Regions from separate parts of the Mus musculus genome. Here all the other regions are linked to region 3. The links are chromatin loops, found by intact Hi-C in ENCODE. Cell type or tissue: left cerebral cortex. All regions are shown on one strand. Links, peaks and the distances in the headings refer to the core of each region. The heading gives the core; the rest is flanking DNA. Region 1 overlaps Slc25a17 (solute carrier family 25 (mitochondrial carrier, peroxisomal membrane protein), member 17). Region 2 overlaps Slc25a17 (solute carrier family 25 (mitochondrial carrier, peroxisomal membrane protein), member 17). Region 3 holds the start of Mchr1 (melanin-concentrating hormone receptor 1).

Region 1 (10,140 bases), core at 1,109-9,108, 98 kb before region 3:
GTGGGCCTTTTGAGCACAGGAGCTGTACTGAGACCTTGTTTCAGAGAAAGAAGAAGAAAGAGAGAGCGAGAGAGGCAGAACAAAATAAAAAGAGTGATGGGTGTTGCAGAGACTAGAGCCCACTGATGTATAGGAGTGAAGCATGAGGCTGTCGGTCAGCCTTTCCTGGTCTCCTGAATAGCCTTTCAGGCTTTATGCAGTAACAAGCAAGTGATTTATATTCTGAGTTTTCTGTCTTACTCATATAAAAAGCAGTCTGCTCTGTCCTAGACCTTGCATTTAAAAATACTCTTTTTTAGATTTTATTTATATATGAGTGTTTTGCCCAAATGTATGTCTGTATAGTACACGTGTGCCTCATTCCCACAGAGACCAGAAAAGGCACCAGATTTTCTGAGACTGGAGTTACAGAGGGTTGTGAGTCACCATGTAGATGCTAGGAATTGAACCTGGGTCCTCTGGGAGAACAGCCAGATCTCTTAACTGCTGGGCTCTCTCTCCAGCTCCTCTCCCCCTGAAACTTTGCAGTGTGTTTTTCTTTATCCAGTCTGCCAGTTGTCAAGTCTGCATGCACCATAAGCTGCCTACCCTTGCCCTATTGCGAAAGAAGTCTTGGGTTGTTTTACTTTTTTGTTATTGTTCTTGCAAATACCATGTAATAATAGATTTGTTCATAAGCCATTTTGTTTCTGTAAACTTTATGGGATAAATTCCCAGATGTGAGATTTCTTCCACATCAAGGGGTAGATGTGTGATTTTGAGTAAATGCCAAATTGCGTTTAATGGGGACTGACTAACTTGCCATTTCATAAGATATACTGGTACCAATTTTAATTCTAGAGAAACTGGTTCATTTCCACATTTTTATGTTTTCAGATTAATTTTATAGCGTGGGCAGGAAATTTGAAGTTAATTGAAATGTGGATATTGTTTTCAGTGACAGTGCCCAAGAAATGAGGGCGTTGTCCTGGGATTCAAGGCTAGGAAGCAGCACAAAGCCAGACGCTGGAAATCTGGGCTTTAATCCTGGCTTTGCTTTTATTTCCCTGCCTCTTTCATAAAGGAAGAGAGTAGAGGCTGAAAGATGGCTCAGAGGTTAAGAACGTTTGTAGCTCTAACAGAGGACCTGGCTTCAATTCCCAGAACCCACATGGCGGTTCTGAAACATCTGTAATTCCAGCTGTAGATTATCCAACACCCTCTCTGACTTCCCTGGGCACCAGGCATACATATAGTGCATGTAGGGCAAAACATTCATACATAGAAAATAAAATAAATAAAATTTTTTTAAAAGAGAAGAAAGTAGTCAGTTTCCTTTATAAGGTATGGAAATAAAAATGAGAACATGCATGTTGGCTTTAAAAAGAGCACTATGTGAGGCTAGAGAACTGGCTAAGCCATTAGAAATATTTATGAATTCATAACATTATGGGTCCAGAGGACCCAGGTTTGGTTCCTAGCACCTACATCATGAGGTTCACAATTGTCTGTCTCTGCTGGTCCAGGGGATCTGATGCTCTCTGGACTCCAAGATTTCCTGCATGCATGTGGCACACATAAAGTCACAGAGACACACATGCATAGGATGGAAGGGAAATGGGGAAGGAAGGGTAGAGACATGGACTGTATGGACCTAGAGAGATGGCTTAGTGGTTACAAACATACACTGCTCTTCTAGAGGACCCAAATTCAGTTCCCAGTAATCCAGTTCCAGGGGTCCTATACCCTCTTCTGGCCTCTAAGGGCACCTGCACTCAAGCACACACTGACACACAAACACATGTACAAACATGCAATTAAAAAGAAAGTAAATATTTTAAGAAAGAGCTTAGTAAAACTCCAGAAATAGCATTTCAGCATTACTGTGGCAATTAGGATTTAAGTTAAAATTCTTTCTGAGTAACAGATGAAACCCACGGAATTTTCTCTGGGGAAGTAAAGCCATTGGCTAGACACACTGGAGGGTCTGAGGCAAAGCAGGGAATTCAAAGAACAAGTGAGTTTATGCAGATGAAGTGATGGCGCTTTGGTGAAGCTCGCTGATGCTGCAGATAATACTTGTCTTCATTCTTACAGTCGATGAGAAAAGAAAGTCAAAAACGACGCATGCAGTGCTCCTGGAGATAATTAAGGAAGAAGGCCTGTGAGTACTGCCTGTTTCACAGCTCCATCAGAGCGCCTCATATGAAGACTTCCATGCTGAGTGAGACTTGAAGTCCCTGCTCAGAGGCTCGGGACATATAGAGCCAAATGCATTCTTAATTCCTTACATATCTGTTTGGTTTTTGTTTTGTTTTTAGATTTATTTCTCTGTGTTAGTACTTTCCTTACATGTATGTCTGTGTATCATGTGTGTGTCGGATGCTCAAGGAAGCAATAAGAGGGTGTTGGATCCCATGGTTGTGAACCACCATGTGGGTCCGGGGATCCAAACCCAGGTCCTCTTCAAGAGCAACAAATGCCCTTACCTGCTAAGCCCTCTCTATCCTCCACCATTTAATTAATTAATTATTTATTTATTTTTAATGGCACCTTCTAAAAATTTTTTTTCTTTTTTGGTTTTTTGAGACAGGGTTTCTCTGTGTATCCCTAGCTGTCCTAGAAATCACTCTATAGACCAACTGAGAAAAATTTCACCCGTTTCTACCATCCAAGTGCTGGTATTAAAGGCACCACTGCCCAGCTAAATTTAATGTTTAATAAAGCAATAGTGTTGTTGCTCAAGAGTTGAGGATTTAGCTCACTGATTTCATATTAGGGCCTGGTTTCAGTGCCAGTAGCACACATTGCACAAGACACACACATACAGAGTTTGTTCCTATCAGTTGCATCCAGACAGATTGCATTATTTTTCTTCTTTTTTAAATTTCTTTGAATTTTTATTTTGAGATAATTTCAGAGTTGCAAACAATTTCAAAACTGAAATTGGTACAGTGCATCACTGCCCGCTTTACGCTTTTATTGACCATTTTTACGTTTCCACTTGCCCTCCCTGTGTTTCCGTCTTTAGCACACACACATATCATAAGACTTTTTTGAGTTTGTCAGTTATGTGCATCAGAGCATTTAACCTCTATGACAGTTTAAAATAATATATTCTCCCCTCCACTTTCTTTTCAAGATAAGGTCTCCTTATAAGGCCCTGGCTGGCTTGGGACAAGCTATGTTGACCTTGAACTCATAGGAATCCACCTTCCTTTGCCTCCTGAGTGCTGATATTAAAGATGTGAATTTTAATTCTTGTTTTAAGTTTGCCTGCATGCCAGAAGAAAGCACCAGATCTCATTTTAGATGGTTATGAACCACCATGTGGTTGCTGGGAATTGAACTCAGGACCTCTAGAAGAGCAGTCAGTGCTCTTCACCTCTGAACCAATGTATTCTCAATAAGAATAATGAGTGCCGAGGTAGTACAATGGTGCGTACCTGTAGTGCCCGCTCTGTAGGAGGCTGGGGAAGAACTGCTTAATGCAGGTGTTCAGGGTCAGGCTAGACAGTATGATGAAACATCCCCCTCTTTCCTGCTGGCCTCCTGTGGTCCATGTGTGCTTTCTGTCGTATGCTGTAGCTACTTCCTGCAGCTCTAAGCACCTGTGGGGAGAACCTTTTAAGGTGCTGCAGATGTCCTGCTCTTTGTCATACCGTGAGATTGTCAGTAGAAGCCAGACTTTTCCTGGCTTCATACTACTTACTTCTCTCAGTTCTATGTCAAGCAAGAGAAGGGAGGGATGGTTTATTCTGACTTCCTTCACAGTCCATCATGATAGATCAGGCATGCCAGCTGATCACATTGCCTCCACGGGAAGTGGGACGGGGAACATCCCCAGTGACTGTCCCCTCTTGCAAGGATCTACCTCTTACAGACTTCGAAGCCTTCTAAACCAGTTGTGGGTAGAGGTGTTGGCATCAAGCATGCACATACATAAGCCTGGAGGGAGTGGCTTACATTCAAACCTTGACAGGCCTCTCTGGCAATTGCCCATGGCTTTTGTTCATGATCTTTACTTTGTTTATTGTGTTTTTTCCGTAGCCTGGCACCATACCGAGGATGGTTTCCAGTTATTTCCAGTCTCTGCTGCTCCAATTTTGTCTATTTTTACACTTTTAATAGCCTCAAAGCAGTGTGGGTCAAAGGTCAGCGTTCTTCTACAGGAAAAGATCTCGTGGTTGGGTTTGTAGCAGGTAACAAAGTTTTCTGTGTATAAAATATGTTTATATTTTAATGTTGATCTATGCTTCATATATCCTCTAAGAGATGATTTTAGCACTCAGTAATACTACAGAGAATATGACCAGTTTTTCTGACATGTCTTCTTTTTTTTTTTTTTTTTTTTTTTTTTTTTTTTTTGGTATTTTTGAGACAGGGTTTCTCTGTGTAGCCCTGGCTGTCCTGGAACTTACTTTGTAGACCAGGCTAGCCTCGATCTCAGAAATCCGCCTGCCTCTGCCTCCCAAGTGCTGGGATTAAAGGCATGCGCCACCACCGCTCAGCACTGACATGTCTTCTTAATGTGAACTTAAAAACACATGACATAAAATTTGTCACTAGCCATTTTAAGATAGTCATATGAAATATGCTTGCATTTTAAAACTGATACCAGAGGTGTTCATTTTACAAACCTCATACACCCAAAGTAAATTCCCTGTCTCTCCCTCGCCAGCCCTTGGTAACCATCATCCATCCTACTTTCTGCTTTTAAGGATTTGACTACGTTAGCTACTGCTTGTAAGTGGAATCGTATGGTATTTGTCTTTTGTAGCAGGCTTATTTCAGTCAGTAGTATCCCCGATATTCAAGTATATTGTAGCGTTTCACAGGTAGATAACACTCTGCGGTGTGACTGCTTTACATTTGTGAATCCACTCATCTGCTAACGGACACTTGGGTGGCATCCACCACTTGCTGTTGTGAATAGTGCTCCATGAACACAGGGCTGGGCACCTAAAAAGATGCCCTCGTCTCAAGTACTTTTGTATGTATGTCCTCAAATGGTATCGAATATCATATGTAATTGTTGTGAGTGTGCCATGTCAGAAGCAATGATGGACACATAAATCTCTTTTCACAATGTCAGAATTTTTGAATAAGGATAAATTTACAAGCTCCATCTGTTTCTTTGGCTGTAATTTGCGGTGTCCCAATTTCCCTTGGTAGCTGGCAGTTCTTTTGTTGTGATCTTAGCCACTGATCTTATCTTTTAGAGCTCATATTATAATCAACTGTAATGATGTGTGTGAGCACTAAGGGACACAGAGGGTTAAAGAGGTGGAGGCAGGAGGATGGTGGGTGCAAAGAGATTCTGGGGTGCTGTGTTAGCAAATGAGCCTGTTGGAGAGCTGCCGGAGATGCCCCTACCTCGGAGCCAGGCTGTAGATTTCACAGGTTGGAACTGAGCCTCAGAGTAGAAGAAAGCTGCTGCCAATGTGGACAGGCTGTGGAGGCTGCAGAAGTGAGGGGCAGGTCCCCGTGGACGGTCTGGTAGACTATCAGATGGCAGTGGAAGTAGGCTGTGTCAGCAGTGGCACAAAGCTGGGCTGCAGTCCCTAAAGTGCTTAGAACATCTCTGCTGCCTATACTAGTCCCTTGGCACACATGCCAGATGGTCAGGTGATAGGTCAGTGTGGACTGTCAACGTTGTAGTGTTAGACATTTCCTTCAAGAGGCTCAGATGAGGGTGTTTCACCTTTCCTTGGTCTTATCTGTCCTAGGGCCTGCTTCTTCTGGTATGTGACCATAAGGTTCCAACCGACTTTGATGATTCTATAGGGTGGCACCCATTTTCCTTTAAGGACTTACTGGTGTGTACCTTGTATGTGCTGCTGCACAGGCAGTGGTGTCTGGATGCATGAGGAGGGGCAGACTTGTTCTGTGCCTGTGCTCCAAGTGAACAATGAGTCCTGTGCTGCATGGAAGGTGGAGTGACTGTGTAGCTGAGTGAGCCGTAGTCTTCTGTCTGGCCCTGGGGCAGTGCCCATGCCAGCTGTATCTTTATGGTCCAGGGATTGTTAGTAGGCTTCTCACTCTTCTCTCGGCATTGCTTTCTCTCTTAATCAGTGCGTGTTTCCTTCGTCGAGTGTTTTGTGTGTGTGTGCTCATTGCTTGTTTGTATATTATCTCTACAAAAGTGTCCTTTCCAGTTCTTGGCCTTTTTTTTTTTTAAAACCAAGCTACTGTTTTTGCATTCTTGGGTTGTAGGAATCCTTCATGCCTTGTAATAAACTTCTGGTACCTGGCCCAGCCCCTAAAACCATTGTAGTGTTATGTCTGTCACTGCTTCTTTCTGTTGACCTTAGTTCTAGGTGGCAAGGACGGCAGTAGTAAGTGAAGAGAGAGTCCTTGTCCTCCTGAGGCTTACAGTCCAGTGATGTAAGAAGGACAATCGGGAAGATAAATCAAATGTGCAGTGTCTTAGAAGAGAAGGGCTAAGGGCAGATTTCATCAGAGGAGGAGGGTAGAGAGCTGGGCAGGCTAGCTAAGGGACAGTTTTAGACAGCATGGCTTTTTTTCTTTTTCTTTGTTCCTTTTTGGACAGGGTTTCTTTTTGTATTGTTGTCTAGGCTGCCCTAGACTAGCTCTGTAGACCTTGAAAGATCCATCTGCCTTAAAGGTGTACACCTCCACCGCCTAGGTCACTGTGGCCATTTTAAAATAGGTGATAAAGACATGCAGAAACATGGCAGGAGTGTTGGAGAACAGAGCCGAGGCCAATGTGACTGCAGAGAACAGGGCCAGGCCATGTTGCACTCCACATGACAGGAGGTAGGAAGCGATTGGAGGGCCCTTAGCAGCAGCGCAAGGTTCTCCCTGGTGTTCTAACATGAAACCATTGACCACTGTGCTGAGCACGCATGAAGAATAGAGGAAGCAAGACATCAGTTAAGAGCAGGAAGCAGAGAATGAGCTGGAAGTGGGATAAGGCTATAGCCCCTCCTCCTGCAAGGTGCCACAAAATGGCTCCATAACCTCCCCTAAAGACCATACGTGCAGATGCATGAACCAATGAGGACGCTCATTCCCTTCCAGCCTCCCCCAGGAGCCAAGCCCGCCATCACACCCTGTTCTCCCTCTCTTCCTGCCAGCCCAGCGGCTAGTGCACACCCCTTTCTCTTTATAATTCTTTTTTTTTTAAGATTTATTTATTTATTTTATGTATAAGAGCTGTGCAGGTGGTTGTAAGCCATCATGTAATTGCTGGGAATTGAACTTGGGACCTCTCTCTGTTCTCTCCAGCCCCGCTCGCTCTGGCCCAAAGATTTATTTATTATTTATTATTATACACAAGTATAATAATACTTATTATTAAGTATTATTAAGTAGCTGTCTTCAGATACACCAGAAGAGGGCGTCAGATCTCATTATGGATGGTTGTGTAGGACCTTCAGAAGAGCAGTCAGTGCTCTTAACCGCTGAGCCATCTCTCCAGCCCTCTATTTGTAATTCTTTTGTATGGGTGTGTTCCTTCTGGGCAGACAGCTGAGCCTCACTGCATGTCTATCACTCACAGCTAAGCTCTCCACCCCGACCCCAACTGATGCCACAGTCTGCTAACAGTTCCATCCCCTACCTGCACATTTCGGGGATCCCAGTCATTCTGTCTGTCAGCCATTTTGGAGATGTCCCTGTACTCATGTGATAAGAAGTGTGGCACTCTACCACATAGAGGAAGAAAGGCACTCTGGGATTACCCCACAGACACCACCTTCAGACAGAGTAGCTTTGGTTGTGTGGCAAGAACAAGGTAACTACTATAGCAGGAAGGCATGCCGTTCCCTACCACATGGATGGACGGCTGTGTAGGGATCCTCTCCCTCTTTAGTCCAAGATGCTCTGCACTAGAGGGCTTAGCTTCCCACCCACAGCAGGAGCAATGCCACTCCACATTCTCCCAAGATCATCTTTGCTCTTACTGGCCCCTGGCTGAGCCAAGTGTTGCATGACTTTTCCTGAGAAGATACACTCTGATGTCTGCCAAGTTCAGCTTGATGGACAAATGAGTTTATTAACCTTACTTAGAGGAGCATACTCAAGCTGTTATAAGACTGTGGGTGATCCCAAAACAGCTACATCACTAGGGAGTCTCCCTCCGGCATGGATGGCTACTTCCTGAGAGCTACATAAATAAGTACCTCCTCTAGTCAAGTTGGCCTCTCCTGTATATTTTAGCACTTCTTGAGGCGGTGTACAGATTGGGTAGAGTTACCCACAACTGAGGGAGGAGGGGCTGTGAAAAGATTGGCTACAGTCTAAGATGGGGTCCCATGGTCCATCCCCACTCCTTCTGTGAGTGGGTGTGAGATGGTGATGACCAGAGCTGGAGACACTGCAGTGGCCCAGGGTTAGTTCCCAGCGCCCACAAGATTGTTCAGGCTCACGGCTGTCTGTCTGTCTGTAACTCCAGTTCAAGGGGCTCAGACTCTTCTGGCCTCCATAGGCTCCTGTGCATACATGTTCTGCTTAAGTTCTCACAGTATGCAGACATGAAATACAAGAGGAATGAAAATAGTGATGACCATACTATGCCTGGAGGACAGTTGTCCCCAACAACATTCTACCCAGTAGCACATGACAAAGAACCACCTGAAAATTCCAGTGCGGTTGTACCCAGGAAACCTGAAATTAAAGAACGATTACAAGATTGCGATTCTGAGATTCCCGGTTAGAAGGCCTTCTTTCTAGCGGTACAGAGGCTTTGGAAATGACTTTTACAATTCTAAACTTCTCGCCATGACACGTTTTTGTATCTTAATCCATACCCATTCTTGCAGTAATCAGAGCCGTCTTTTCTCTGAGCCCTGTCACTGTGTTAACTCTGGAGAAACAAGTCTCCATTACTCTGAGGCAAGCAAGGCACAGCTTTCCAGGTTCTCAACCCCCCAATGCTGCGACACTTTAATATAGTTCCTCGGGTTGTGGTGACCCCCAACCATAAAATTATTTTCATGGCTACCTCATGACTGCATCATAACTGTCCTTCACTACTGCTGTGAGTCATGAGTGGTAGTGTAAATATCTGGATTTTCCAGTGGTCTTCAGCCACGCTTACAGAAGCGTTCTGCAGAAGGGTCATTGGGACCCCGAGGGTTTGCAACCCACAGGGTGAGAACCTCTAGCTTTGTTGTTATTCAGACTCTGCTTGAATCTTAGAAGTTGTTTATTATTTATTGTATTTCTACAGGAAAGCCCAATAGACATACCTGGGAGAATCTGGGACTAGATCTCATGAATGAAGACAATGTTTGCCATGCTTATGAATTGTAATTTTGAGCAGCAGCACTTTTGAATGCCAGTTGACAACGTACTTCCTGCCTCTGATCTGATCTGGCCAGCCAGGTTTATTCATGTTGTGCTCCTCCCTAGGGAGACAGTGGGTTACACTTGAGGCTTTCCTCTGCCATTTTGGGTTATTTCATTTTGTCTTGAGGGGACAAGAATTGACTTTTGAGATGAGTCACTAAAAAAACTCATGATCCTCCTGCTTCAGCCGCCCAACCTCGACCTGCCATTTTCTTTTTCTTTTTAAAATGTATTTACTTAAGTAGTGTGCATGCGTTCATGTTTGTAGAGGCCAGAGTACATTGAATGTTGCCTTCTATAGCTCTCTGCCGTGTTCCTTTGAGATGGGGTTCTTTCACTGAGCCTGGAGCCCACTCCGTGTCCATGTTCATTGGGGTGCTGAGGGTCTGAACTCCATCTCCCCAGCCCTGGACATTTTCCTGCATCAGCTGCCATCTTTCCAGCTGTGCATTTGAGACACATTTTCATCCTCCCCCCTGAACAAAGCTGTTTATTTTTAAGATTTCAGAAGTAAACAGCTGTGTCCCAATTATTCCTGCTGTGAGGATGAACAACAGCTGCTTCTTTACCCTGGAAAGGTTCCTGAAATGAGCTGACAGTGGACAGGTTAGCAAGGGAAAAGATACAAAAAGCAATCCCCACCCAAAAAAAGATAGGATGCTAGGAAGTGGCAAATGAAAGTCACAAACAAGCTGGGCGTGGTGGCACACGCCTTTAATCCCAGCACTCGGGAGGCAGAGGCAGGCGGATTTCTGAGTTCAAGGCCAGCCTGGTCTACAAAGTGAGTTCCAGGACAGTCAGGGCTATACAGAGAAACCCTGTCTCAAAAAAACAAAACAAAAGAAT
Region 2 (10,140 bases), core at 879-8,878, 110 kb before region 3:
GTGGTGATGTACACCTTTAATCATGGCACTAGGGAGTCATTGACTGGCAGATCTCAGAGTTTAAGGCCAGCCTGGTCTACATAGTGAGTTCCTGGATAGCCAAGGCTACATAGAGATACCCCTCCTACAGAGAGACACCCCATCTCAAAACAAACAAACAAAACAAAACAGAAAAACAATGAAACCATTTAGTAGGTGCCTAGAGAGTTTTTCTGGTTGAGCTATTGGGCCATATAGAGATAGGGTCATGTCATCTGCTGGTTTGTATTCCATTGATATGACAAGATCTGGGGAAAGCAATACTACAAGTGATTGCTTGGAGATAATAGAATATGTTATTAATGTTATATTTTTTATATTTAAAGGCAATTTGCTTTTCAAATTGATCCCAGGACCACTTTATTCACTTAATAATTACTGCATTCTCAGCAAAGTATAGAGGTTCACCTTTGAAGTTCCAGCACTTAGAAGGTGGAGACAGACATATCTAGAGTTCAAAATTATTCTTGGATTTGTAGATATAGTTCAGGGACATCCTGGGCTACTTGAAATTGTACTGTTGAAAACAAACAAACAAAAAAACCCCAAAACCTCCATATTAGAAAGCAAGCAAACTGGGAAATTTTAAAAATATATCCATTACATGTCAACAAAAACATTTTTAGGTTATAATTTTCTAAAGATTAGAGGAGGTACTTGTGTATCTGCAGATGTTGGACTATGTGATTCCTTTTTCTGTTTGCAAGAACACATGTAACGAGTGGAAAATTCCCCTCATACTGGGAGAATAAGAATTTTTGAAAGCAAGTTGTGTCTTATTACTTTGTAATAAGTCTTCTGAAAATAATTTTGAGATAGGCATGATAGTATGTTCCTGTATTCCCAGCACTCAGGTGGTGGAGGCAGGAGGATCAACAGGTTTGGGGCCAGCAAGATGGCTCAGCAGATACAGGCCCTTGCTGCCAAGCCTTACAGCATGAGTTTCATCCTAAAATTCATACTGTGAGCAGAAAATCAACTCCTGCAAGTTGTGCTCTCACCTCTACATGTGTGCCTTATAATACATAGTTTTCATCATCCGGACTCCTAGGAAGACCTTAGATGCAGTCAGGGTTCTCCAGATCATACTCTGAGACCTCCCAGAGCATATTAGTCTCAGTATTCTGTGTGTCCCAGTCTGGCCTGGGCGTAGCCAGGCTGACCTCCAATTCATAACCTTTCTCCTCCTTAGCCTCCCAAGAGCTACAGTACAGGTAGGAGTCATCACACTTAGCCCTCTCATCTCTTTAAAAAGATTGTTTATACTCATTATAGCTGAATGGTGGTGGCACGTGCCTTTAATCCTAGTATTTGGAAGACAGAGTCAGGCAGATCCCTGAGTTCGAGGATAGCCTGATCTACAAAACAAGTTCTAGGACAGCCAGAGTTACAAAGAAATCCTGTCTTGGAAAAAAAGAAAAGAAAAAAAAATGGTTTTATTTACTTATTTCTATATGTAGGGTGTTTTGCCTGAATGTATATACCTAGTGCATGCCTAGTGTTTGTGGAGGCCAAAGAGGATCTTGGATTCTCTGGAACTAAAATTACAGATGTTTTGAGCTGCCATGTGGGTGGTGGGAGTTGAACTTTGATCGTCTGGTAGAGCAGCCAGTGCTCTCAACCTCTGAGCCTTCCCTCCACCTCCCTCACACACACCTTATTTGTATTATTTATTTGTTTGTTTGTTTGTTTATTTTTGAGACAAAGTCTTATAGCCCAGGCTGATTACAGGCCTACACCTTTACACACAGTTTATGTGCTGTTGAGGATCCAGCCTAGAGCTTTGTGCATGCTAGGCAGTCACTCTGCTAGGGGCATTATTTCTCAGCACAGAAAGCAGAGTTGGAGGGTCCTTGCTGACAGGGTAGCCTGCAGAGGCAATAGGGAGTTGGGGGAGGCAGGTTGGGAATTTAGCAGCTCTGACTGACTGGCGAGCAGCCAGGTGCTTCTTTGTCTATACAAGCTTCCCAGAACAGAGGCAAACTAATGAGTACCTAAGTGGTACAGAAAGTGTGTTTGACTTGTCATTGCATGTCCAGGGTTACAGTTCAGTTACATTCAGAAATACAAACAGAATGGATTTTATTCTTACTGTTAACCCTATAACTTCAATTTAATGACTCTAAAGAATGTCTCCTCCAAAGCATGCATTTTTTTTTACAGTTACTTTAAGATTTATTTATTTTATTTATATGAGTACACTGTCGCTGTCTTTAGACACACCAGAAGAGGCCCGTCAGATCTCATTACAGATGGCTGTGAGCCACCATGTGGTTGCTGGGATTTGAGCTCAGGACCTTCGGAAGAGCAGTCAGTGCTCTTAACCGCTGAGCCATCTCTCCAGCCCCCAAAGCATGCATTTTTAAAAATTTTTGTTGTTCTTTTTTTTTTAAGATTTTATTTATTTAATGTATATGAGCACACTATAGTGTGTCCTTACTGTCTTCAGATACAGCAGAATTGTTACAGATGGTTGTGAACCACCATGTGGTTGCTGGGAATTGAACTCAGGACTTCTGGAAGAGCAGTCAGTGTTCTTAACCACTGAGCCATCTCTCCAGCCTGCATGCATTTATTATATGACAGGCAGTTTTTATTTTAGGTTGGTGTGTTTGCTGTTTGAAAGCACTCCAGACAAACAAAAAATTGTCTGAACCAGCCTTCTTTTTTTTTTTTGTTTTTGTTTTTTGAGACAGGGTTTCTCTGTATAGCCCTGGCTGTCCTGGAACTCACTCTGTAGACCAGGTTGGCCTTGAACTCAGAAATCCACCTGCCTCTGCCTCCCGAGTGCTGGGATTAAAGGCATGCGCCACCATGCCTGGCTTGAACCAGCCTTCTTATGAGTAGCAAATACTAATACCTAACTTTTTTTTTTAACTATATGTTTGATCATTTAGGCTATAAAGTAGAAAAAGAGAGCTCTAAGTGTGTGTGTGTGTGTGTGTGTGTGTGTGTGTGTGTGTGTATCTTGAATCTGTACCCTATCCTCCTGGCCAGTCAACAGTTTACCCTGTACCAATTATACTGTTTGGAGTTAGCTCAGGGGCAGATACCCCAAGCAGATTCCTGGAGTAATAGCCTCATTAAGCTATGTGCTTATCGATCTCCAGGGCATAAGGAAGACTTCTAAATAGTGGCCAGACAAAGCTAATCTTAGGATGTTCCTAAAAGAATTCAGGCATATTTTTTTTCCTTAGGAAAAGACATAAAATGAATCATAATGCAGAAAATTCCCAATAATGCAACACGCAGAGACCAAAAGCTTGAGATAGGACAGTGACTGTAGCGATCCACTCAGCTTTGCTGGAACTGTGTCCAGCAACTGTGCTGGCTTCATGACTCTCCCTGTTTCCAGTAGGAATGGCTGTGCCAACTCTCCCACCTGAGCCACATCCCCAGGCCCTCTTTCATGTGTTTTGTTTGTTTGTTTGTTTTAAGTATTTACAGTTAAGCATAGTGGTATCTGTGTGCATCGTGTGCACTTCTGTGAGGGGCAGAGTGAAGTTAAATGTTGTATGTGGTTGGGCATTGTCTCAGGCAGGTTTCTATTCCTGCACAAACACCATGACCAAGAAGCGAGTTGGGGAGGAAAGGGTTTATTCAGCTTACACATCTCACACCGCTGTTCATCACTAAAAGAAGTCAGGACTGGAACTCAAGCAGGTCAGGAAGCAGGAGCTGATGCAGAGGCCATGGAGGGATGTTATTCATTGGCTTGCTTCCCCTGGTTTGCTCAGCCTGCTTTCTTATAGAACCCAAGACTACCAGCCTAGAGATGGTCCCACCCACAAGGGGCCCTCCTCCCTTGATCACTAATTGAGTAAATGCTCCACAGCTGGATCTCATGGAGGCACTTCCCCAACTGAAGCTCCTTTCTCTGTGATAATTCCAGCCTGTGTCAAGTTGACACACAAAACCAGCCAGTACAGGCATGGTGGTGTACACCCTCAGTGCCATCCCTGTAGATCCGAGGCAGGAGGATCAGAACAAAACAACAACAAACTAACCCTGAACAAAGAGAGCTGGGTATATGTAATATCTCACATCTGTGATCCCAGCATTCAGGAGGCAGAGGATGGCAGATCACTGAGTTCAAGACTAGCCTGGTTTACATAGAGAATTCCACACCAGCCAACGGCTACATGAGACTTGTCTAAAAAAATAAACAAATGAAAGTAAGTCATCTGTGTGAGGCTGGGGAGATGATTCAGGTCAAGAGCACTTGCTGCTCTTAGGACCGGATTAGGCAGCTCAACCACCTACAACTCCAGCTCTAGGGGATTGATGCCTTATCTGGCCTTGGTGGGCATCCACACGCATGTTGGTGTACACTCACACACTTACAAATAAAGAGGGGGTAAAAAAATCAAGGGCTGCTGAAATAAAGGTGCTTAATGCCTGGGCTGATGACCTTGCTCCCTTTGACCCCCCACAAGTCTCAGTCTCTGTCTGTCTGTCTGTCTGTCTCTCTCTTTCTCTCTCTCTCTCTCTCTCTCTCTTTCTCTCACACACACACACACACACACACACACACGTGCAAGCACACAAATGTAATACTTTTTTTTTTTTTTAATAAAAAAGAAGTGAAAGAAGGTGTATATGTATTTGGTAGAGTCTGGGTGCTTACACCCTGCCTCTGCCACTCTGCCTTTGGGCTGCCTGGGCTCTTGGCTTTCCAGCTGTAGGGACCTACTGGCTTCAAGTGCCAGTGCAGCATAGGAGTTTACTTGTTCTCCTAACACAGAATGTTATAATTCAAAATGGTCTTGGTGAGAGAACGAAATCTCTGAAATAGACTTCTCTGGAAATAGATTCTTGTGAATTGTAATTATTGTCTGCAATAGCACTCCTACTCAGATAGTTAGAGTTCTGTGGGACTCAGTGGGTTTATTTTATGCCTCTGGCACAACACTGTGGTACAGCATGCCTGCTTCTCATCTGTGTCTTCTCATTCTGTATTACTGAACAAATTGTTCTCAGGAAAAATATAAATCTATTTAGAGAAACTTAATTCAGATTCTGAAAATAATGTGTTTGTGTGACTCAGTATAAGGCGTGCAAGTACAATATTTTGTTGCAGGTAACAGTGCATGTGAAAGCAGCCCTTTGTGTTTCTTGATGAGGAAACACACAGCAGCCCAGTGCATCCCAGCCCTTGAGGTGTACTCCACAATGGTTAGTGTTGTACTGTACGGATTTTACCTCAGTTTTAAAAGCACAGCAAGACAAAAAGCTCCTGCAGCCCCTGGAATACACGAACCTGCTTAACCCTGTGGATGGCTAATCTCTAGCCCTCCAAGGCTCTCCTGTACTTTCTAGTGCATTGCAGTAAGCAGAAGGGTGTTTGTTATATTTTATTCAGGGTTTCTGGATAATTAGCAGCATGTCGCCTATGACACTGTATTGCTGTAATCAGAAACTCCCATCTCAGCATTCAAGTTTTAAGCTTCACATTCATGTTTCTAACAAAACATAGGGGAGCGCTCTCTCTGCTTTCTCTCTCTCTCTCTCTCTCTCTCTCTCTCTCTCTGTGTGTGTGTGTGTGTGTGTGTGTGTGTGTGTGTCCTATCCTTTGAGTTCTGTTTATTTACTGCTGCTGGTCTCCAGGGATGATAAGTCAGGCTGGTATTCTGGCTAGCTAGCTTCCTATGCTACCTGCATATTTCTGGTCACCTTAGGGAAGTCCAGAAGCTGGACTGGGATTCCCTGACTACTGTGAAAGGTACTACAGGGCTTCCTTCTGCCTCCCAGGGTTTATCCTCTGTTGTATCAGTTTTCTGTTTCTACATAACAAATGTGACCATGCCTACCAAGTAGCTTAAAACCATACCTGTTTATCATCTGTAAGGTAGGCCAGTGCAGGTTTATTGAAATAAAAAGCAAGACATTGCAATAGCTATGTTTCTTTTTCAAGGCAGTGGTTCTCAGCCCCTGGTCAAGACCCCTTTTGGGGGTATTGAACGACCCTTTCACAGGGGTCAACTAAAACCACCTGCATATCAGATATTTACATTATAATTCATAACAGTAGCAAAATTACACTTCTAGTAGCAACGGAAATAATTTTATGGCTGAGGATCACCACAACATGAGGAACTGTATTAACAGGTTGAGATCCACTGCTCTAGGTAAAGATCATTTCCTTCTTTTGACCACTTTCCAGAGGCTGCTACATTTCCTGACTAGTGGCCTCTTCCTCCATCGCCAGAGTTCGTAGTTGGAGTCTCTTCTTACACCCAGTTGCTTTCTCCTACTTACTCCTCTGACCTGCTCCCGAGTCTTCTTTCCTCCAGGGTTGGGAATAGAACCCAGAGTTGTTTCCTCCTCCTCCTCCCTTTTAAAGATTGTCTTTTGTTTGGTTTGATTTAGATAGAGTCTCAATATGTAGCTCAGAATTCTGTGTGGATCAGGCTGGCCTCAAGCCAGGATCTGCTTGCCTTGGATCCCTAAGTGCTGGAACTAGAGACTTGCACCCCTACACCCCTCTTAATTTTTTTTGTTTACATTTAATTTATTTATATGTGTAGATATGTGTGCACGTGTGTGGTGGTCAGAGAGCAGCATGTAGAAGCCAGTTCTCTCCTTCCATTATATGGGTCATGGGATTGAACTGATGTCATCACATTGACACCAAGAGCCTTTACTCAATGAGTGATTTTGCCAGCCCCTGATACTTTTAAGGAGTCCAGTAATTTCTTCGTTTTCACTTAGTCATCCAAAATAATCTTCCTTTTTTAAGGTCAGCTGGTTAATAAACTACAACACACTGTGACATTTTCATAGTTAGTTACAAATAAGAAACTATACTTTAGCCTCTGGGCTCTCCATGCATACACACACATATGCACGCACGTGCACACGCACACACACACACACACATTTCAAATCATAATACGATTCTTGCATGCCTTTTCAATTTTTGGTGATTATATTAAGTTATTAGGAAGTAGTCACATATATGTACATATGTATCACACACATACACATATTGGTCTTTTGGGACAAGGTCTTGCCATGTAGCCTTGACTATCCTGGAACTTGCTATGTAGACCAAGCTGGCCTCAAATTCATAGAGATCAGTCTGCCTCTGAATTCTGAAATTAAAGATGTGTGCTACCATATCCAACTTAGACTATATTTTTTGATTATCGACTGTTTTGATTTTGGGGAGTATCAGAGGCATCGTAGTAGCAACTGACCTGAAAAAAAGTCAAAACTCCATTTATCTGCTGTCTTCAAATGTGCTATAGATTTGTTTCTTTTTCAGTATCAGAGAAACAAAAGGTATTTCTTTTGGAAAATTAAACTCTCCTTCTAAATACCTAATAATGCAATTTTATATGTGGATAATCCCAATCGATTGAAGTACTGTGTTTATTTGGTAAGAATTTAATTTAACTGATAGCACCAATTAGTTGTGGTTTTTTTAATGTTACATAATATATTTTTCTTTTGATTCAAGCGTGTTATATTAGATGTGGTATGCAGTTTTTATTTGTAGTATTATGTTAGTCTTCTCTTATATTACATCCCAACAGCAGGTTCCCCTCCTTCCCACCTCTCCTCTCCTCTTTTCCCTCAGACCGAGAAGAACATCTCAGCCCTCTCAGGGACATCAACCAAACACAGCATAACAAACTACAGTAAGACCAGTCATATACCATTACATCAAGGCTGGACAAGGCAACCCAGTAGAGGGGAACGGGTCCTACAAGTAGGCAAGAGAGTCAAGGACAGCCCCTGCTCCCACTGTTAGGATTTCCACAAGAACACCAAGCTATTTAGCCATAACATGTATAGCAGAGGACCTGGGTCAGACCCTACAGGTCCCCTGATCTCTCAAGTTTCCAGGAGTTCCAGTCTGTGATTCTGTGGGCCATGTTCTTAGCAATTGATGGGAGCAGATGCAAAGTACCACAGCCAAACATTACTTATGAGTTTTTGATAGTTTAAAAATTGTAGTCTGGGTGGGGCTATGATTAAACCATCTCGATGGTCTTCCAGAGGTCCTGAATTCAATTCCCAGCAACCACATTGTGGCTCACCACCATCTATAGTAATAGAATCTGATGCCCTCTTCTGGTGTGCAGACAAATATGTAGACAGAGCACTCATATACATAAATCTTTTTTTTTTTTTAAATACAGCCAGATGCTACTGTAGATGACCTGGGTTCAGTCCCCAGACCCACATACCAGCTCACAAGCATCTGAACTCCAGTCCCAGGGAATCTGACATCCTCTTCTAGCCTCCACATTATACCAGGCGTGCAAATAATGCACAGACAGACGTGCGTGTAGACATAAAGAAAAACCACACCCATCTTTTTAAAGTTGTGGCCCATGTTTATTTACTGTAATGGCTAAAGCCCTTTTAAAACTTTGCAGGGAAGTGTGACTGCCATGACAGTGTTCTTCCCCTTGGATACTGCTAGACTTCGGCTTCAGGGTGAGTAATGATCTCATGTATTGATCCTTTGATGTTGGGAAACATCTTCTACTCCATACTGCACCGAGATAAGGATATTCTGTCTACATACTGCTGTTGTCTGCTTGCTTGCTTGGTTTTGTGACAGGGTTATATATAGCCCAACTGGCTTCAAACTCACTATCTAGCCTAACCATGGCTCATCCCCCTGCCTCCGCCTCTAAAGCTCTTGCGTTATGGCTATGCACCTGACTTAAATACCTGATCCCTACTCCTTCTCTTCCCGTACTGGGGGAGAACAAGCTTTGTACAGCAACTAGACCAGTGCTTGGCCACGGAGTGTTCACCCCCATATTGTTCTCCAAGGATAATTGTGGCAACTTAAGTTGAAGTAAATTAGAGGGTCACCTGTCGAGAATTCCACAGAGGGAATTCCCCAATGTGTAGTCGGAAAGGTTAGAATAAGTGTATGGGAGAAGTTTCTATTATAAACTGACTAGCAGTTACTTAAGAAACAGTCTTCAATACCAAGGCTCTTCAGGCTCCTAGAAGAGAAAAAGGGTGGCCTGAAGGGTTAAGCCAAGGGTGAATTTCCTCACACTAGGAAGTGATTACATACAGCTTTTACTCATGGCAGCACCCCAAGACACCTGCCCTTCTGAAATCCATCTCACTGACTTTATCACGTAGCAAGCCCACACATGAAAAAAGGTATTTTTTTTCCTTTAGCAGTTATTAGAAAAGGCAGATGAGAAATGTACTCTCTATGCTTCCGTGTGATCGATTTCCAAACTAGGACGATGTACTGCATGATGGGTGAGTGGGCAGTGGAATTGGGACTGCACTTATACCACTGGTGTCTGGGCACTGCAGTGTAAAGCCCACCAAACAAGTCTGAGCAGAGCTCACCGTGGAAACCAAAATATATCCTAAGAGAGTCAGCCCCAAGGTCGGGTACTGGCAGGCTTGGTAAAGGAATCAGTACTGGGACAAAGTGAGGAGCTGCTACAAGAGACAGACACACAGGGAAACTGGCCTAGTCAGCTTCAGCTTTCCTGATTTTTCCACCTCAATCATTCACACGAGGGTGCCCCCCTTGGAGACATCAGAGCCTGATGAGAAGGACTGCCCTTTGGCTACCAGCCTTCAGTTTCTTAGAAGACTCATAGTGGATGAGAGACCAAAGGGCTTCTTACATTTATAATCTCAAGCCATTACCATTCTTTCTAAACTTCCATGGCTTTTACAGTAGGCAGCCAGACCCGGGCTTCCCGTGTGCTAGGCAAGTGCTCCACTTGAACTCTGTCTCCAGGGTGATTTTGCGGCCTACACTGGACATTTTTAAAGGAGGAAGGTTTTCTAAAGAGGATAGAAACTAGAAAGCAGTGGAGACAAATAGCCATTCCTGCTCATCTAGACATGTCGCCCTAACCTGCCTCTGGCACTGCAGGGTTTTGCATTTTGCTATAATTCTTTTTTTCCCCTTCCTTCTATTTTCTTTTCATCTTGAAATTATGAACCAATGCCACAAGTTGCATAGAGAGTTTGAAAACTAACTCAAAGGTTAAACACTTTGCTTACTGGTTGTGGTTAGAATTTTTAGATAAGCAAATATTTATATGATCCACAAAGCAAAATACATAGAAAGGAGAAACTTCCAATCCACCTTCACCC
Region 3 (10,140 bases), core at 1,501-9,500:
CCTCCTCAACTCATTGGATCTATTGGACTTAACTGCTGATCACAAGCTTTGAAGGGTGTCCTAGTTGCTGACCCCACTCCTGATACCAACTTCTGTCTTAGTCACTGTTCTATTGCTGTGAAGAGATACCACACACAACCAAGGCAACTCTTTAAAAAGAAAGCATTTAATTGGGGGCTGGGTTACAGTTCCAGGGGTTTAGTCCATTATCATCATGGCAGGAAGTATAGCAGCAGGGAGCATGGAGGCATGAATCATGGTGCTGAGGAAGTAGCTGAGAGCTAAATTCTTATCAGTAGGCAGAGAGGGAGAGAGAGAGAGAGAGAGAGGAAGAAGAAGAGGAAGAGGAAGAGGAAGAGAAGAGACTAGGCCTGATGTGGGCTTTTAAAATCTCAGATCCCACTCCCAGTGACATACTTCCTCCACTAAGGCCACACCTACTCCAACAAGGCTACACTCCTTAGTTCTTCTCAAATAGCTATTCCCTGTTAACAGAGTATTCAAATATATGAGCCCCCATGGGGCCATTCTTATTGAAACCACCATAGAGGAGGAAGAGGTAAGTGGGAAACTCATATTCTTCAGCCATATGCTCAATTTGTGTAAGGGTTGTATATGTGTACATATGTGTGCAATGTGTGAGTTGCATGTGTAAGTATGTGTGAAGGCTGAAAATCTATCTTCTTATCTTCGTCATGAACCATCCCCTTTGTTCTTTGAGACAATGTCTCCCACTGGGACCTGGGCTGCTCGTTTAGGCTCAGCAGGTCAAGCAGCAAGACCCAGGAATCTGTTTGCCCCATGTCTGCAGGACTATAAACACACATAGCCACACCCAGCTTCTTACATGAGTGCTGGAGTTCAAACTCAGGTTTTTATGCTAACTGAACTATCTCCCTGTACCCTAAAATTAGAAAAATTAAGTGTGTTTATCCGTTTATGTGTGTGCATGTATCTCAGAGGCACTTGTATACCATGGGACACATGTTGGGGTCAGGGGACAACTTGCAGGAATAGATCCTCTCTTTCCACCATGTGAATTGCCCAAGATTGAACTCAGGTCATCAAACTTGATGGGGAAGTGCCTTTACCCTTCTGAGTCATCTGGAAGATGCTACTCAATTTTGTAAAAATGGGCAAGAATTTCATTAAACTGCAGAGGAGAAAACTTAGATTGTTTTTTTTTTTAATCTATTTTTTTCCTAGAAACAAAGCATCCAGAACCAATTATTACTAATTTGAGTTGAGTAAAATATCATTCTAACAATAACAAAAGAACAACCCAATTTAAAAAATGGACAAAAGGCTTAAAGACAATTCTCCAAAGAATCTATACAAATGAAGACTGAACCGATGAAAATGTGTTCCACCTCACTAATAATGAGGCAGCAAAGACCGATTCGCACCAATTTGAACAGGTTTCATTTAAGAGAAGGAGAAGAGAAGGAAGACGAGAAAGGACAAAGCAGGTATAAGGGAATAGAGAACTGAGAACTGGATCCCTTGTGTGTTGCTGATGAGACTGTAAGACAATGCAGCTGCTGTAGGGAGCAGTTTGGCAGGTCTTCAAAGCCTTAAACATAGAACTGCTATAAGATCCCTCCGTTTCACCTCTGGCTGTATACTTAAGGGAACCAAAAGCCCAGACTCCAACAGTTAACCCAGCCTCACTGTCAAATGATGTTGACATCTGAGTGCCCATCAGTCGCTGTAGACAAGCACAGCATGGTAAGGCCGTTGTACACAGCAATACCAATGGACTTTAAAGACATCACGTGAAGAGAAATAAGCCCGTTGCAAATCGTGGACAAATGACGTGTAGTTTGTAGAAGCTGTCTTGAAGAGTCAGATTCCTAGAAAATAGAATGGTGGCCGCCAAGAGCTGGAGGCAGGGGAGAGTGTTGCGTTTGTATTCATTTTGTGTGAGTGCATGTGTGTATTTGGGTGCAAATAAAAGCCAAGGGAAAAACTTAGTGCTGCTCCTTAGGAGACATTCGTGTTTCTGCATCTTTATCATTATGCTTTTACATTTACACATTATTTGTGTGTGTGTGTGTGTGTGTGTGTGCGTGTGTGTATGTGTGTAGAAAGCACCTTTATCTAGTAAGCCATCTCGACAGTTCCACCATGTTTTTGGAGACAGACTCTCTCACCGGCCTGGAGCTCACTGATTAGGCAAAATTAGCTGCGCAGGGAGTGAGCTCCAGGGGCCCTCCTGTCTCTGCCTCCCTAGCATTAGAATTACAGGTACACACCACTGCACCCAGCTTTTCTACCTGGATTTGAAGCTCAAGCTCAGGTCTTCTTGCTTGCATGGCAAGCACTTTACTGTCTGAGCCATCCTACCTGCCCGTGAGTTAGTATTTATTGCAGCTTTAGTTTCGATGATGAATAATCTGAACCTGGATGGTGGCAGCTGCATAGTAATGTGGATGCATCTATACACTTACAATGGTCAAAGTAAGCGGGGTGGTAATGGCACATGTCTTTAATCCCAGTATTAGGGAGGTAGAAGGCAGGTAGATCTCTGAGTTGGAGGCTAGCCTGGTCTACAGAGTGAGTTCCAGGACAGCCTGGACTATACAGAGAAACCTTGTCGAGAAAAACCAGAAAGCAAACAAACAAATGCACCAAAAAAACCCAACAAGCAAAACAACAACAACAACAACAAAACAAACATCAACAACAAAAGGTTAAAGTAGCAAAGTGTAGATTTTACTACAATTTATAAAAACAAAACCAAAGACAAAAATGAAAGGGGCAGGAAAGTTGGCCCATCGGGTAAAGGAGCTTGCCACATAAACCTGATAACTGAAGTTTGAGTCCCAGAACCCACGGTACAAAGAGAGAGCCAACTACCGAATGTTGTCCTCAGACTTCGACACACATACACACATGGACTCACACACATATATAAAATAATAAAATGAATAACAGATGATGCATGAAGCAGAAGATAATTGGTAGCCCTGTTGTGTGGAGCTCTTGCCGCTGAAGGTCCCTGTGCAGAGGGCTTTCCCCATCTTTTGTACCCGTAAGCTACTGTGAGGTCTTAAGCTTGGCTGTGGTCTTTCTCTACCACAGAGAATTTTAGGAGGGCCGTTCTCACAATGGAGAGATGTTTCCTGGGGAGAGTTACAGAAGCAATGTAGAAAGCTCCCTAGATTCTGGAAGATTACTTGGTGAGGTCCCTGAGACAGACTAGCTGCGGGGTGTGAGGGGGGAAAGGAAACAAGGAGATCAGCTGTGCAGTCTTCATGCTTCTCCAGCTGTCTGCATCTTTCCGTGCTGACCCCAACTGTGGCTTGCCAGGTCCTCAGTTGAAAGAAGGTAGTAAAGTTGCACTTATGCATTCCATGAGCCTGCAGAGACAGCCTTCCTCAGAATTCTCCATTCCTACTGACAATATCAGCAAGCTGTCCTGTGGCCTAATCCTGACTTCACAGCACAAGCTTTTTCCTCCTCTTCCTCCTCCTCTTCCTCCTCCTCTTCCTCCTCCTCCTCCTCCTATTCCTCTTCCTCCTTCTATTCCTCCTCCTCCTTCTCCTCTTCTTCCTCCTCTTCCTCTCTTCCATTTCACCTTGTCCTTCTTTTCATACAAAGTCTTATTATTGTAACCCAGGCTGACTTCAAACTCGTGATCCCCTGCCTCAGCCTCCTGAACACTGGGATTCTATGTGATTGCCACCACACCTGGCTGCCTGTGTTCACTCGTACCACCTCGTACCGTACCTGATCACATCTCAGGAGTTGCCCAGGCTACTGACTCCCAGTGAGAGAGTTTCCCATCCCTCTCAGCCTTCCAGGTGCCCTACTCTGTGCGGTCCCCATCTCTGATCCCTCCCCCTCTTCTACCGGCTCCTGTTTACATCTCCACCCACTCACTCTCACAGTTCCGCATACTTTGTTTCCATTTCAGTCTCTTCCCTAGGCAATTAACAGAGAAAGGAAGACCCTTCCTTGGCATCTCTGAGGTCGCTACCATTGTTAGCTATTGGCTTGGTCACACGTATTCCTAGGAGAGGCCATCTCATCTGGTTCCCAGTTTCAGAGGAGTGCTGTGGGTGTGGAAATCGTGGGAAACCTCTTCATAGACAGGCTGGATAAAGGAAAGCCTCCTTCTACACTAGTGGTAGTAGCTGCTCCTTCTTAGTTTTCCTTAAGGTTCCGGTAAGACTCTTTCTCCTTAGAAGGGTTCTTGTAACCCAGGGTGGCCTGGTACTCCTTTTTTTTTTTTTTTTTTTAGAATACTTTTCATTCTTTGACAATGTCATACATGTAAGCAATGCACCTTGATCATATGCACCCCCAATCCCCCTCTCACCCCCCCAGGCGCCCCAAGTAGCATGCCCCCCCTTCTTCAGGTCCATTCCTTTTGTGTTGTTAATAACCCGCTGAGTCTGATTAATACTGCCTGTTGGAATATTGCCGAATCTCGTGAACTTGATCTTATGCCATTGTCACAGCTGCAGTGAGTTCGTGGGTATGATGACCGAATCTTGCACCAAGGACAGCATTTTTCCATGCTCCTCCCAGGGCTCCTCCCTGTCCTCCTGCTCTTAGTTTTCTTTCCACCCCCTTTTCACAGTCGAACGCCTTTATTCTCTAAACTTTATTATTATCATCATCGAGAGGGGTGCGTGGGTGTGGCGTGTCGAGGAGAGCTCTGTGGAGTCAGCTCTCTCCTCCCCTCTTTACCTGTGTGGGTTCCAGGCCCCAGGCCTTGTGCTTGCTCGCTCTCTCTCTCTCTCTCTCTCTCTCTCTCTCAATCTCAGTCTTCCTGCTTCAGCCTCCCTGGTGCTGGGGTTACACACACACACACACACACACACACACACACACACACCACCATATCCGCTTTCCCCCGAGGACCCTTTTTTTCTTCCACTGGGTTTGCACCTCATCTAGACTGGAAGCTTATCTGTGGCAGCTAGAGAAGGAAGGAGAGCTAACCTCCTATCAAGAAATTTTAATACTAATGAGGAGGCTGACTCCCCAGCACCCAAGGAGGCCGCCTAGAAGTATTCCAAGTAGCTACTACTGCAACTCTGCAATGAGAAGTGACCAGCAAGAGCCGAGGAAGCCACCCTCCAGGATGCCTCTGGACAATTTGTTTCAGCTCTCCTCAACATCTGCTAGGCAGCATCCTGCCGACTCCAGCTTCCTGCACCCTCTTGATGACAGAACTAATAAGCAGCAGCCACGACTGCCTCCCAGCGGCCCGAGTGGTCATCTGCTTTTAAGGTGCCCAGCAGATCTCAGCTGCATCAAGCAGAGACTAGCTCAGACTCCCCCAACCCCCCCCCCCAAGAGCCAGCCCTGCAGCTGGTGATTCAGCATGAGGCAGGGAGGGTCGGGTCTGGGGGAGTCACACTAGATAGAACTTGGGGGGCCTGAGGGACCAGCACTGATGAGAACAGGAGTCCAAGCCAGGATGCAGAGTCTCCAGAACAAGTCCAGCCACAGCCCCGCGATGGGATGAATTCACAGTAGCTCCATGAATACCACTAACCTTCTCCCTGTGGGTCCAGAAAACCAAATCCCTTAACCTCAGGCACCCTAAAAATGCAGCCCCAAACAAGATCCAAATATAATACTCAAGTGACCCCTCTTTCCTTATATAGCACACACACACACAGCACAAGCAATTACGCAGGAGCCTCCAGAATGACGTGGGTGGGAATTTGCCTTTATTTCATTCCCATTTGGGAGTGGAAGGCTCAAGCACAAAGATGATGCCAACATATCAGGTATTAGAGTGACCCCTGCACATGCAGAATTCATGGATGCTCGCTCTGGATCAGCCATAGACTGACAGCTGTGCCCTATGAAGAGAATGTCGCTGTCACTGTGAAAACCCCTTTTTATTAGTTTCAAGATCCACATCCACCCCAGGTTGCCTTGTCATTCTCGGTGATTGGATCTCTCTCGACACTCTGAGCTCTTTTGGTTTTTTAAACTCCTGTGGGCTCAGAGCCCACACCCCAGTGTCAACATGCATCCCCTAAAGAGAACGTGAAATCCGCACAGGATGCTGGAGCCCAGGCAGCGTGCTTCAGGAGATCCACCAGCTTGGGAGAAAGACTGCCTTCTATCAACACCAATGAGAGATGGGAGGGAACGCTCGGCTTGCCCAGTCTCACAGTAGAGCCCTAGCTGCTCAGATCCTAGCCCTGCCTAGTTTTAAAGGAACCCAGCTAGGCACCTCCACCTTCTTCCCTTGAGAGAAAGATATATGCGAGCCAACAGATACAGACCCCGAGAACCAGTCAAACCACCCTTTCCTTCTTGCTCCGCTTCTATTCTGTCAAGGGGATCCCTGCAGTCTGAGGCTTCCCCCCCAAACCTGGCTGCAAGCCTCCCTAGCAATTTGTGGGCCCCGTGGAATGTGGTTTGCTACAAGCCCCCAGCCTCCAGCTTCTGCATCCTCCCAGGGTAGCCCCGGGTTTATCTCAGTATCTCTCCCCACGGTTTGATGCGGTGACCTGACTTGGAGGTGACCGGGGGGGATTGTCAGGTGCCTTTGCTTTCTGTCCTCTCCTCGTCAGCTGTCTGAGCATTGCTGACCGTGCGAAGCTGCCCCTGGGCCGCGGGCTTCACCGACAGCACCAAGCGTTTTCGAAAGGTCTCACAGAGTACTATGTACACAAAGGGATTGAGGCAGCTGTTGGCATAGCCCAAGCTGATAGCCGCATTGTACAGGTAGACGAATGTGAGGGTCGGGCGGCTGATGGACAACTGGGTCAGCTGCAGCACGTAGTAGGGCGCCCAGCACACAAAGAAGACCAGACAGATGGCAATGGCTGTGCGGGTCACCCTCTTTGTCCGAAGCCGGATGCTGCGTTGAGAGGCTGGGGCCACCGAAGACGTCATGCGCTGTAGTATTTTCACGTACGCAGCAGTGATGACCACAAACGGAAGGGCGAAGGCCAGGAAAAACTGATACAGAGTGAACCAGTAAAGATCAGTATCTGGGTTTGGTAGGCGGATGCCACAGCCCACAGCACCCCCTGGGAAGGGGATAAGCCTGGCATAGAGCCACACAGGAGTGATGCTAATGAACGAGAGAGCCCACAGGAGGCAGATCACCAGGGTGGCCATGGAGGGCTTCCGGAACTTGGTGGAGGAGATGGGATGGACGGTGGCCAAGTAGCGGTCAATGGCCATAGCAGTCAGGATGTAGGTGCTGGTGAACTGACTGTTGGCGTCCATGGCTGTGATGAGGGTGCACATGGTTTCCCCAAAGTGCCAGACACCATTACCCATGAGCTGGTGGATCATGAAAGGCATGCCCAGCAGGAAAAGCAGATCCACCACAGAGAGGTTGATGATGAAGATGTCAGGGACGTTGCTGCACCAGTGCAGCTTGGATTTCTTCACCACGGCAAAAATGACTGTGGAGTTTCCCACAATGCCCAGGAGACAGATGGTACCAAACACTGAAGGCATGATGATGTTGATGTAGGAGACACTCCTTGTGCGAGGAGGTGGCCCTGAGGATAGAAAGAGCAAGTGTGACCCGCCTTCCGATCTAGAAGCTGACAACCTGCCATGTCGGCCTTCCTGCTGGCCCCTCATGCTTTCCCTTGCAGCTTGGGGTCACTACGTCTCTGGAATCATCTCCTGCTGTTTCCCCTTCTCGGGCTATTGTTAGTTCTGTACCTTACCCTCCTCCACCGTGCCCTGGTGACTCCTATAGGATTTTCTAGATCCACCTGTTACTCAGAGGACCCCATTCTTCTTCGCTTCATCCATTTACTCAGAGGGCCAGGAGTCAAGACTCCCAGATATCTGCTGAGAACAACTTCATATCCCCGGGATCCACCAGAAAACCTTGTCAAAAAGGCTTGAAGGACATTTGTGTGTGTGTGTGTGTGTGTGTGTGTGTGTGTGTGTGTGTGTGTGTGTGTGTGTGTGTGTGTATTTGCAGCCTCATCTTTTCAGAGAGAGATGGCCAAAGGTTTCAGATAGGTTCCTAGGCATATGTGAGAAGTGACTGTCACCATGGGTGTGGGGTGTGTTTCAGGCTCCACAGCCCTGCCCTCTCCCGGTTTTCTGTCAGGGATTTCCTTGGACCATGTCTCCTGAGTCTGGGCTTTCCCAATAGGGTAGGGACTGGAGCTGTGTTACACCCCAGAAGCTTGGGAATTTCTCCACACCAACCTTCCCTCTTTCCCCTTCATTCCCTTCTCCTTCAGAGCTAGAATTTTAAGGCATTGACGTTCTGCAAATGTCAAGAAGCTTAATTCACCAGAAAAGTTAATCCTCTCACGCCCTGTGAAGTCTTTTGCTCCCAGCAGCCTTTGCCAGAAGACAGCAAGGACCACTCAGACCCCATTTCCCCAGTGCGAGGCCAGAGGATTGAGCCCAGGATAGCGGTGAATCAAAGCGCTTCTGCTGGCTCCCACATACTACCCGCCCGCTGTCTTGCTGTCTTGCTTGCTTGCTTCTCCAGCCTTGATTCCCCCCCCCCCCCCCCTGCAAAGCATATTTGGGACTCATCAGCAAGCTTTCCCCTCAAGCCTGCCTCACGTCTTGTCACCAACCCTTGTTGTTTCTAAATGTGCCTCTGCCCCATCTCTATTCCTCCCTGCCCCTTCTGTCCTAGCTGGTGTCCCCTCCTCTCCTCTTCCTCTTCAGGCAAAGCCGACTGCAGATCTTATCACCAAGAACTGTAAGATAAAGTTTCCCAGGCAGTTTGGCTTGGGAGGTGAAACCTTCCCATTTTCCACACCCATCCCGGAGGAGGGAGGACTCCAACTCGACTCACCCGCCAATGTGAAATTATCCTGGCCATCGGAGATGTTGCTGGCATTGGGGCCAGTGGACAGCAACGAGGCTTGCAGATCCATGCAGCCGGTGCAGGTCGCCTGCTCCCTGGAGTGGAGCGCCCGTCCACCCACGCAGGCTGCGGCAGCCTCCAGCGCCCTCCACCGCCTTGTCCGGAGCTTGAGCCCCGCAGTCCAGAAAAGGGTCTTCCTCTACCGCCTGGCAGCCTCTGCTGCCTCTGAGCCCAACTGCTCGCCCCACTCCCTCCTTCCCAGCTCCCACTGACATCACCTAGACACATTAACATTCGGAGGCAGATGCATGTTAACCTCTTCGGTCCCGGCTGCGGCTCCTACTCCTGACTGCCTGCAGAGCCAGCAGCTAGGCTCAAGCCATCCCATGCGGAGGAGCCTGCCTTTGCGCTGTCTCCCAGGGCTGAATTCTGAGCTCACAGGGGCTACCGCTTATCTTGCATGGCCATCCAGGTCTTTGCAAAAGCAAAGGGGGTGGGTGGGGGAGCAATGCTTGCTTTAAAGAAGCTGGACCACGTGGCAAAAGCCAGGGGTACTGTTCTCAATGCTGGGGACTCAAGCCTGGACTGACACATCCTTGGTTCCCAAGCACTCTGGAGGTCACCCTAAACCTTTCCTGTGTCCTGGTAACTTCCAAACATCTCCTTGGCTAGATGACAATTGCTAGTTGTGCAAAGGAGGTTCCAGGCTTTCTGTGGTGCCAATAGTCAGGGGCTGGTGTGCAGACAGAACAAACTTCCCTCTGCACAGATCAGTGGAGGCCAGCCACAGAGGGTTTTATTTTCTAGTGTTCTGAGGTTTTGTCTGGGATTCTGTGAAACAATTATCAGAGCATAAGAGAATAAATAAGTCCACTCAGAGATTAGAATGGACAGTAGCCTCAGAGGGCACAGGCATTAGAGAACTCTCTGCAGACTCCTGCTGACAGCTCCGGGAGATTCACAATCAAATGCTACACCACCAGGGCCAGATGCAGAGCCTAAGTCCTTGGCTAACATGGTTGCCTGTTAACCCTTATCAACGAGCACAGAAGCACAGAGAGACATCCTTATAGCTACCCCGAGTTCCAGCCATACTCTTCCTTACTGATGTTGGATATGAACATGCCTGGTTTTTCAGGCCGAGTTGTTGATTGTCCCTAGTATACCTCTTCTTCTAGGCCTCTTGATCCACCAGCATGAAGAACTTAAAATAAGGCTGTATGGGGGCTGGGGATGGAGCTCAGTTGGTAGAGTATTTGTCTCACAGGCACGAAACTCAGGGTTTCATCCCCTATACTCATAAACTGGACATGCATGCCAGTAATCCCAGCACTTAGGAGGTGGAGGCAGGAGGATGA

What was found. A loop is a pair of places that touch in the nucleus more often than their neighbours do. Peaks named below come from ENCODE experiments on the same cell type or tissue, not always from the same donor. Only the 100,000 strongest peaks of a DNase experiment are listed, where the experiment ranks them.
Region 1: it touches region 3 in a loop (2.4-fold over the local background); 2 of 42 quality-filtered maps call a loop at or near these places.
Region 2: a loop joins it to region 3, with 2.6 times the contacts of the local background. A loop is called at or near these places in 6 of 42 quality-filtered maps.

What each region holds. Positions count from the first base shown.
Region 1 is chr15:81,331,977-81,342,116 of GRCm38, reverse strand. It overlaps Slc25a17 (solute carrier family 25 (mitochondrial carrier, peroxisomal membrane protein), member 17), which reads left to right. Exons shown (of 9, transcript NM_011399.3): 3 at 2,077-2,143; 4 at 4,030-4,181. Among named protein-coding and RNA genes, the nearest start is that of Slc25a17, 24 kb to the left of the region's middle. In left cerebral cortex, for the core only: no CTCF peak of the experiment used is centred there; a DNase peak (open chromatin) is centred at 5,325; H3K27ac peaks cover 279 bases.
Region 2 is chr15:81,342,448-81,352,587 of GRCm38, reverse strand. It overlaps Slc25a17 (solute carrier family 25 (mitochondrial carrier, peroxisomal membrane protein), member 17), which reads left to right. Exons shown (of 9, transcript NM_011399.3): 2 at 8,427-8,487. Among named protein-coding and RNA genes, the nearest start is that of Slc25a17, 13 kb to the left of the region's middle. In left cerebral cortex, for the core only: no CTCF peak of the experiment used is centred there; a DNase peak (open chromatin) is centred at 4,898; H3K27ac peaks cover 1,230 bases.
Region 3 is chr15:81,234,486-81,244,625 of GRCm38, reverse strand. Mchr1 (melanin-concentrating hormone receptor 1) reads right to left here and starts at 9,127. Exons shown (of 2, transcript NM_145132.2): 1 at 8,771-9,127; 2 at 5,662-7,493. The coding sequence starts at 8,852. The coding sequence ends at 6,514. It overlaps 8430426J06Rik (RIKEN cDNA 8430426J06 gene), which reads left to right. Exons shown (of 2, transcript NR_077230.1): 2 at 1,207-1,972. In left cerebral cortex, for the core only: CTCF peaks have their summits at 5,214 and 8,924; DNase peaks (open chromatin) are centred at 7,421, 8,124, 8,389, 9,029 and 5 more places; H3K4me3 peaks cover 3,791 bases; H3K27ac peaks cover 3,717 bases.